Linked DNA regions of Mus musculus: region 1 is linked to region 2. The links are chromatin loops, found by intact Hi-C in ENCODE. Cell type or tissue: gastrocnemius. All regions are shown on one strand.

Evidence for each region. Hi-C counts contacts between places; a loop is a spot of excess contacts. Peaks named below come from ENCODE experiments on the same cell type or tissue, not always from the same donor. Only the 100,000 strongest peaks of a DNase experiment are listed, where the experiment ranks them.
Region 1: a loop joins it to region 2, with 2.0 times the contacts of the local background. A loop is called at or near these places in 2 of 42 quality-filtered maps.

What each region holds. Positions count from the first base shown.
Region 1 is chr1:87,325,005-87,329,004 of GRCm38, reverse strand. It overlaps Gigyf2 (GRB10 interacting GYF protein 2), which reads right to left and starts at 2,007. Exons shown (of 29, transcript NM_146112.4): 1 at 1,913-2,007. In gastrocnemius, a CTCF peak has its summit at 1,693 (motif pointing left); DNase peaks (open chromatin) are centred at 1,587 and 2,080; H3K4me3 peaks cover 2,367 bases; H3K27ac peaks cover 2,070 bases.
Region 2 is chr1:87,268,384-87,272,383 of GRCm38, reverse strand. All of the region lies in intron 1 of Efhd1 (EF hand domain containing 1), which reads right to left. Among named protein-coding and RNA genes, the nearest start is that of Efhd1, 6.0 kb to the right of the region's middle. In gastrocnemius, no CTCF peak of the experiment used is centred here; a DNase peak (open chromatin) is centred at 2,020; H3K4me3 peaks cover 1,259 bases; H3K27ac peaks cover 2,747 bases.

The DNA of each region.
Region 1 (4,000 bases), 57 kb before region 2:
TTCTTTTTCCCGTTACTCCTACATAAACAGATGGTCCCTACACAGAAATGTTCAACTTAACAAGAGTTTGCACTCTACTATGAGGTAAAAACAATATGGACTCAGTAGAAATCATTCTTCATATTTCTAATTATGATTTCTTCCTGAGTTAACAATATGTATGTAGTACAATACTCCCTGGCATTGCTGGCTAGGACCAGAGAGTCACAAAATCACATAAAATCTAACCATACAAGCGGGAGATGATCAAGATTCTATAGGAGGCTTTGCTGTTATTAATGGGCAGCAGACTGATAGCTTTAAATGCAATTTCAGCTTACATACTTCAACTTTCAATCAATTTAAGGGACACAGCCCAATCATCACATCAAGAAGTATTTGTATATTTTTACTTAAGTATTTAGATGTCCAGAAGTGAGCGCAACACAAACAGAAATGTTTGTCCCTCAGCATTCACACTACATACTGTAGTACTTGTAGTCAAACAGAAAAGAAAGGAAAAGACAAGAATGGCAGCATACAGTACATAATCTCTTCTTCCCCAGCCACAAAACTCTAAATCCTTTGTCAAGTACCAAAAAAGGTATGGTCTTTTTCTTTCTAGCAAATCACCAACATCTTCAACGTTGGTATTTTTCCAGACATATGTCACTTCTAAATGTTTTCCTAGTGTCTTCTTATGTGACAGTGAAGTACATATCCCAGTCTAGGCAATCTAAAAGCTGCTACATTAGGGAAATATCATTAAATGAAGACAAAGTATATGTTCTAACCAAAAGGAAAAATTCTGCCAGTCAGAGCCACAAAAAAGGATGAAAACTCATGTACAAAAAGTAGGATAATAGTTTTTGTAATTTAGGAAGTCATTTGTTACTAAAGAGGAGTAACTACATAAGGAAGACTACAATCCCTGTATACAACACTCTGAAACATAATTACCTATAATTCAAGGTAGATGGGACTAGGTGGGAAGCCATCACTGATTGAGTCCCTTCATTTCTTAAGTTATGTTGGAATACTTACCTTCCTAATAGAACCACTAGGTGTGTTTAAGTGCTTTGACTTTCGAGAAAACTGGAGGTGAGGGGAGACCGTACTAGATAAATGCAAAGCAACGTTACTGCTTCCCAAACGCGGTCACACAATCAGCTCCTTTCACACCCTTCCTTACTTGCTGGCTTGATTTATATTTCAGCTACAAAACCAAAGTGTTCAAGAGTGCTTCGTGGGAAACTGCTTGCCCATTTCAAGCCGGTATGAACATTCGGGTCCCCGGGGCTGCCCGGGGCTCTACTTTCCCAAGCCTCTCAGTCCCAGGATCAGATCATGACTCCACCTTGCCTGGGGCCTGCTCAAGACCAGTCCTCCAGCCCTAGAAGCAGTCTTCCCCAGTCCAGATGCTCGGTGGAGAAGGCAAGGGCGCACCTCCCTGGGGCAGGTGCGGGCAGGAGCGCCGGCAGGAGCAGCTGTCGGCTCGCAGCAGCTGTTAGCCGGGGTACCCCGAGGCTGTGCGGGCGACCAGCCCCGAGGAGCGGGCAGCGGAAGGCGAACCCTCCGGCCTGACACTGCCCACCCCGCCTCCCGCCTCCTCTCCTCGGCTTCCCCCGCGATGCCACGGGGGCGAAAGCAGGGGGCTGCCCTCGGCCGGGACGCTCCCTGGACTGCCGGGACCCTCGCACGGGAGGAGGCTCCTGCTGACCTCGCACCTGCCCTGTCCCCAGGTCTGACGCCCCCAGCCGGCAGCGGCCGTGGCCGCTGCCGGGCAGCCTGAGTGTGTCCATGCGGCCGGCTCGGGCCGGAGCGGCGGGGACGCGACGGTGGGCGCCGGGCCACGGCAGCTCGGGGCGCTATGGCGGGGACTGGGCGCGGGATGGCCGCGGGCAGGGGAGACACACACCGAGCCACTGGTTACCTGCGGTCCGGGACAGGAGTCTCTCAGAACCCAAGTCAATCCTCAGCCTCAACAACACAAGATGGCCGACACGTCGCCACGCACGTCACGTGACCCCGCGCGCCGCGCCGCCCCCCGCCCCGCCTACATCCCCGCCTCACTCCCTCCCTGCTCTCCAGCTTCCCACGACATCGTTCCCTTCCTCGACGGCCTGCCCCTCCCCTCGGACACGCCCCTCCCTGAGACCCGGATGCAGGGCCGGGCGAGGACGGAGCCTGAGTAGCGCAGGCGCACAGTGGGGCCTTTGGCTGCATCTCCTATGGCCCTAGAGTTGAACTGGTGTCCCTAATTGGAGCCTGGCCAGAGGCCCTATGACTCACCGTCCGATGCACCCAATCCAGTGCCCGGTTGCAGTACAAAAATCTCCACATCATTTATGAGCTGGTTTTCCAAGCTAGAACTTTTCCACAGCATTTGGTCTAGCATTTTCCTGCCAGTTGGTCCATCATGGGGCAAATGGTAAAGCTGAAATTCAAAGCAGTTTCCTTTCTTATAGAACTGGAAATTCATCCTGGAGTACTGGAATGTGACAGCTGGGAAGGTTTTAAAAGTTCCTACACCTAGCCAGGCAGTGGTGGCTCACACCTTTAATCCCAGCACTTGGGAGGCAGAGGCAGATCGATTTCTGAGTTCAAGGTCAGCCTGATCTACAGAGTTCCAGGACAGCCAGGGCTATACAGAGAAACCGTGTCTCGAAAAACTAAAAAAAAGTTACTACACCCTTCCACTACATGTGGACCTACAACCCCCTTATATATACTGCCTTCCCATTTTAGGGTTGCGAGATAACGAATAGTAAACCCGGCAATACAGAATACAGGAAATTAATCTGCTGTCTTTCTGAAACTCATGTTTAGCTGGACATACTATATACTTTGATTTGCTAAACCTGGTACATCTACCATTTCAAGTCACCCGGGTCTTTCTGGGACCATTAGTCTTTTCCTGCCTTTCTACTACCTTTGGTGTTTGGGATCCACTCAGTTTCACACAATCACTGCAAAATATCCTCCAGCATTTATCATAGGTCTTCCCATCAACATAAACTTAAGTTTCAGAACACAGTGGCAGACTCCCAACCTAGTCGTTTGGGAGCCCTGGATTCAACACTTGGAAAAAAAATACACACACACACACACACATACATACATACATATATATATATATATATATATATATATACCAACTTCCTCCTCTGCCTCCCTTCCTGAGTCTTGATTCCCTTTCAAAGAGAGACTGTATAAAAGAGCATTAAATTCAGAGAATGATCATTAATCTTGACTGTGATCATTAATCTTGACTGTCAACATGATGGGATTTGGATTCATCATGGAAACAAATATCTGAGCAAATTTATGAGAGATTATCTAGATTATGTTATTTGATGTGGGGAAACCCGAGAGTAGGTAAAGTGGAAAATACCATTCCATTCCATAAGCTAGAATTCTATAGTGTATAAGACCTAAGTGAAAAAGCTACACAGAAACATTCAAAGGTTCCATCAGTCTCAACTTCCTGACCTTGGAAGCAATGTGACTACTCCCAAGGTGGACCATACTCTTGAATTGTGAACCAAAATAAGGCCTTTGCCTCTTAAGCAAATTCTTTTGGGGTATTTTATTACAGCAACAGGAAAGGTAGCTAATACATGGGGAGAGAACAAAGGAAAAGGAAAATATGGATGACACCAGATAAGTTCAGCAGCATGAAAGTCTGAAGGGCCCATTGAAGAGCTGTATTACTGCCAGCTTCCGGTGTTGCTGACCCTGATGAGCAAGGATATGCTCTCAAGAAAAGGTGTCTTTAATTTGGTTTGGTTTGGTTGGTTGGTTGATTTTTCAAAACAGGGTTTCTCCACAAAGCTCTGGCTGTCCTGAACTCATTCTGTAGACTAGGCTGCCCTTGAACTCACATTGCTCTGTCTGCCTCTATCTCCTATGTACTGGGGCTGAGACATGTACCGCCATTACCTGGCTCACAATGAAAATTTAAGCAGGAACTCAAAGCAGAAAACATGGAAAGGGTTGCTTACAAACTTGTTCCTAGGCC
Region 2 (4,000 bases):
GGATTCTCCGTGCCCCTTGCTAACCTCTTCCAGGTCCGTCAGCCAAAACCCCTCAGGTAGACAGCACAGGCAGGTATACAAGAATCATGGTGCATTATCTCACAAAACGAATCCAGAGGGACACACACTCCCTCCTCACTAACAGAACCCCATCACAGGCCATAGGGAAGGGAAGCTACCTCCAGCTTGGCGAAACTCATTATACTATCACCTTTGCCTGGGTGGTCACTGGCTTGGATGGACCCAGGATGCAGTGCTAGCCTTTGGGAGATAACCAGGAGGTTGTGTAGGGGACACAGCAGCTACCATACTCAGCTAGGATTTCCCTATCACAGAAATCTTTCCCGTTTTAAAAACTCCTTTGATCACTCCATTTCAAAGGACAGTCACTCAAATTCCCATAAGATATGATGCAGAGGAGACTCTGAGAGGACTCAGGGGGAGGAGATGAACATTTGTGCATCTTCCTGCTAGGGGCCAGGGCCTTCAGAGTAGGCCTGGAGTTACTTCCCAGGTACTCGGATCAGCCTGGGTCCTCTCCTTTCCCAGTAAAGATGGTTAAATGTACAAACCCCAGTGCACAAGAGAACACATTAAATCCAAGGTGAGTCACTACTAGCAAGGGTTGCAATCCAGGGGTCAGAAAGGTCTTAGCTTCCAGGGACTTTTCTCTACTGTCCCTGTCCTCTGTGTGTATGTGTGTGTGTGTGTGTGTGTGTGTGTGTGTGTGTCTGTCTGTCTGTCTGTCTGTCTGTGTCCTTGCACTAGGAATAGAATCCAGGGCCTCAAGTGTGCTGACTACAGCCATTCTACCCCCATCTGCTTCCCACTAAAGATAAAGACACCCAGATGAGGCGTCTCCCATAAGAGGACACACTTCATTTGTATGAGAAATTCTCAGCCAATCTAGAAGAGTTGAGGGTGTAGCTCCATGGTAGAGGATATGCTTGAAACATGCAGCCAGCCCCCCACGCCCCTCCCCCCCCCCCGCAGTTCTCACCCCAGAACCAAAACTAAGAAAGAAAAGACAATCATCTATGCCACACCCCTTTCTTCCTCCTGCCCTTTCTCCTCCTGGGCAGACTAAGGGGGGGGGGGGGCACTGGGAAAGGGGGCGGGGGATGAGGAAGTCCACGCTTCCAGTGGCCAGTGGCGGTCCAGATGGGGAATGTGGCCTTGGCGGGGCATCATGACATCAGCATTGGTAATAAAACAGTAACTTTCCTGTGGGCTAACATTCCCCTTCCCACCCTCTCTTTGGGGAGTTGAAACACAAGCTCTCGCTGCAGGGCTGAGGAGATACCACAGCTGCACGCTAAGCTCCTGTGCTTGGGCCCTGCCTGCGAGTGGCTGTCCCCATTACCTTCCTTTGCCAGGGCCCTCTGGAGCAGCCAGGGTAATTAAAGTTTCCTGTCTAACCTTGCCCACACAGCCAGCTCTGATCGCATTTCAGCCGTGTACACACACTGTAGGGTCGGTTTCTTCTGGGCCCTTCTCAGTCTCCCTTTAAAATCAGGCCACTATTATTCTGGCTCCGGCTATCCAGTGACACACTTCCACGCTTGGAAACAGAGCGGCAGCTAGCTCTGGCCAGGCTGCCGAGGCCTCTGGCTTCCCACACTCATTAGAAAGTTGTCTCTCTTCTGCAGCACACCATTTAGGACTCGGGACACTTGACACCTACTCTAAGAACCCAGCAAACTCCCAGGCGGGCGGGCGGGAAAGCACTCCCTCCCTCCCTCCCTCTCGCGGTTCTTCGCTTTGAAAGTCTAAAACTCCTATGCTAAGGAAAATCAAACATAAAAAGACCAAAGAATATATTTGAGGGGTCTGGGTGAATCTATCTAGCCTTGCTTCCTGACAAAGAGTGGGCATGCTTTGTGTATGATGGTCTAATCAGGTTACACACTTGAGGGGCCTAGGGAGCAAAGGGGACATCAGAATGCGCATCTAGAAACTGCTGAAAAGTGAAAATCTGGCAGGCCCTGCTGAAGCCAGAGCACTCTTGGCACAGATGGAGCTATGCTCCATTGGATCAGGTTTTGGGAAGGCTAGTCCACGGGGAGGGGGTTGGGGTGGCAGGGGCATAGCTTACTATGTATGCTGTAAGTATAAAATTCCCACCATCCTAAAACTCAGGTCCTCCTTGGAGCTCCCCCCCCCCCCACGAATCTTTGAGGACACACTTGTCTTGCTCACTTTCCTGAGTTAAGTAGAATCCCCCTTCCCCCCTTCCTCCTTATCATGTTTGCTCAGAACCTCACAAAGTGACCGGATTGGAAATAGAGTCTTTGCAGAGGTAAATAAATCAGGATGAGGCCATACTGGATTTGGGTAGCCCTGAATCCAGTGTCTAGAAGCCTCTGAGAAAGCCATGTGAAGACAGACAGATGGGCAAGCAGACACACAGAGAAAGAGAGACATGGAGACAGACAGAACGACAGAGACAGAGAGGGAGGAGAAGGGAAAGGGAGAGAAACAGGGAGGGAGGGAGGGAGGGAGGGAAGGAGAGAGAGAGAGAGAGAGAGAGAGAGAGAGAGAACATGAACAGGAAGATTCTCCCCTGGAGCCCACAGAGCAGGCAGGGTACAGTCAATACTGAAGGCTTTCAACTTTCAGAGCTATGAAGAAAGAAGCACGGTTGTTTTCAGCTACCCAGGGAATGGGACTGAGTTCTGGAGGCTTCAGAGAAACAGGACACTGAGCCAAGCATCCACCCACAGACCCCAGAAGGACCAGACTACCACAATACAGTCTAAAGAGCAGGCTCTCCATGGGCCTGTGATGTGGTGGGCCTGTAACCCATTCACAGTGACATCCTGCCTCCAATGACCAGAAGAGGAGAAACAGCACAAGCAACCAAAAGCCCCTTGGGCAAAGTGAATCATTAAACAAAAACGGCAGCAGAAATTGTTATGGGGACTAAATGACAGCCATGTGATTATCTAAAAAAATCTGTGAGTAAAGGTGTAGTGGTGGCTCATTTCTATATCCCCAGCTTAGGCTGAGACAGGAGGATTGCTTTGAGTTCAAGGCTAGCCTGGGATCCAGTGTGAGAGGCTACTTGCAAAAACCAAAATAATTATAATAAGCAATAAATAAATATTTAAAACTCAGTGACTGAAACCAACCCAGGAAGTCTTCCCAGCAAGCATCAGCAAGCTGCTTCCTGCACCACACACACACACACACACACACACACACACACACACACACACACACACACACACATCACAGGACAGCCCCACCTGACAGAAGGGGGACTCAAACACAAAGGGCATTTAAGCTGGCTGCCCAGAGGAACTCTCTTTCCTGAGAGTGGAGGTGAGGTTGGTTCCTAATCATGCCCCTTACCGCCACCCAGAGTGATTGGTTACCATTCAGAATGGACTGTTGGCCAGAAGGGAAAGGTAGAAATCCATCTAACCGGTGACAAGCTGGTACACTCTGTGTTTGGGTTTCTGTTGTTTGTTTTTAGCATGTTGCTTTGGGGGCAGAAGGGTGGGAAGGGGACCTGAACTTGTCCTAGCAGACCAGGCTTTCAGGGTCAGGAGAGCAGAGTTGATTTGAATGCACTGGCTTCCAGGGAAGTCTGGGTCACAGGAGCCCCAGGTGTTGTGCTGGGTCTTCCTTGTCTGGCCCAGAGCTAACAGTTGATGCTGCATGCACTCTTCAGGCAAAGCATGAGGTTTAGAGGGCGAGTGGGTGCTCAGGAGGACCTGTACAGCTTTATGTTTTCTTTTTTAAGTCATGCAGGAGGATCGTGTGTGTGTGTGTGTGTGTGTGTGTGTGTGTGTGTGTGTATGTGTGTAGCTTGGTTAGTAAACTACTCTTCTAGCATACACAAAGCTGTGGGTTTGATCCCCAGTACTACAAAGATGGATATGGTGGTCCTGGCACTTAGGAACTAGAGGCAGGAGGTTCAGAAGTTCAAAGTCAACTTTGAACTTGGCTACATGGTGAGCTCAAGGCTAGCTAGCCTAAGATAGATGAAAACCTG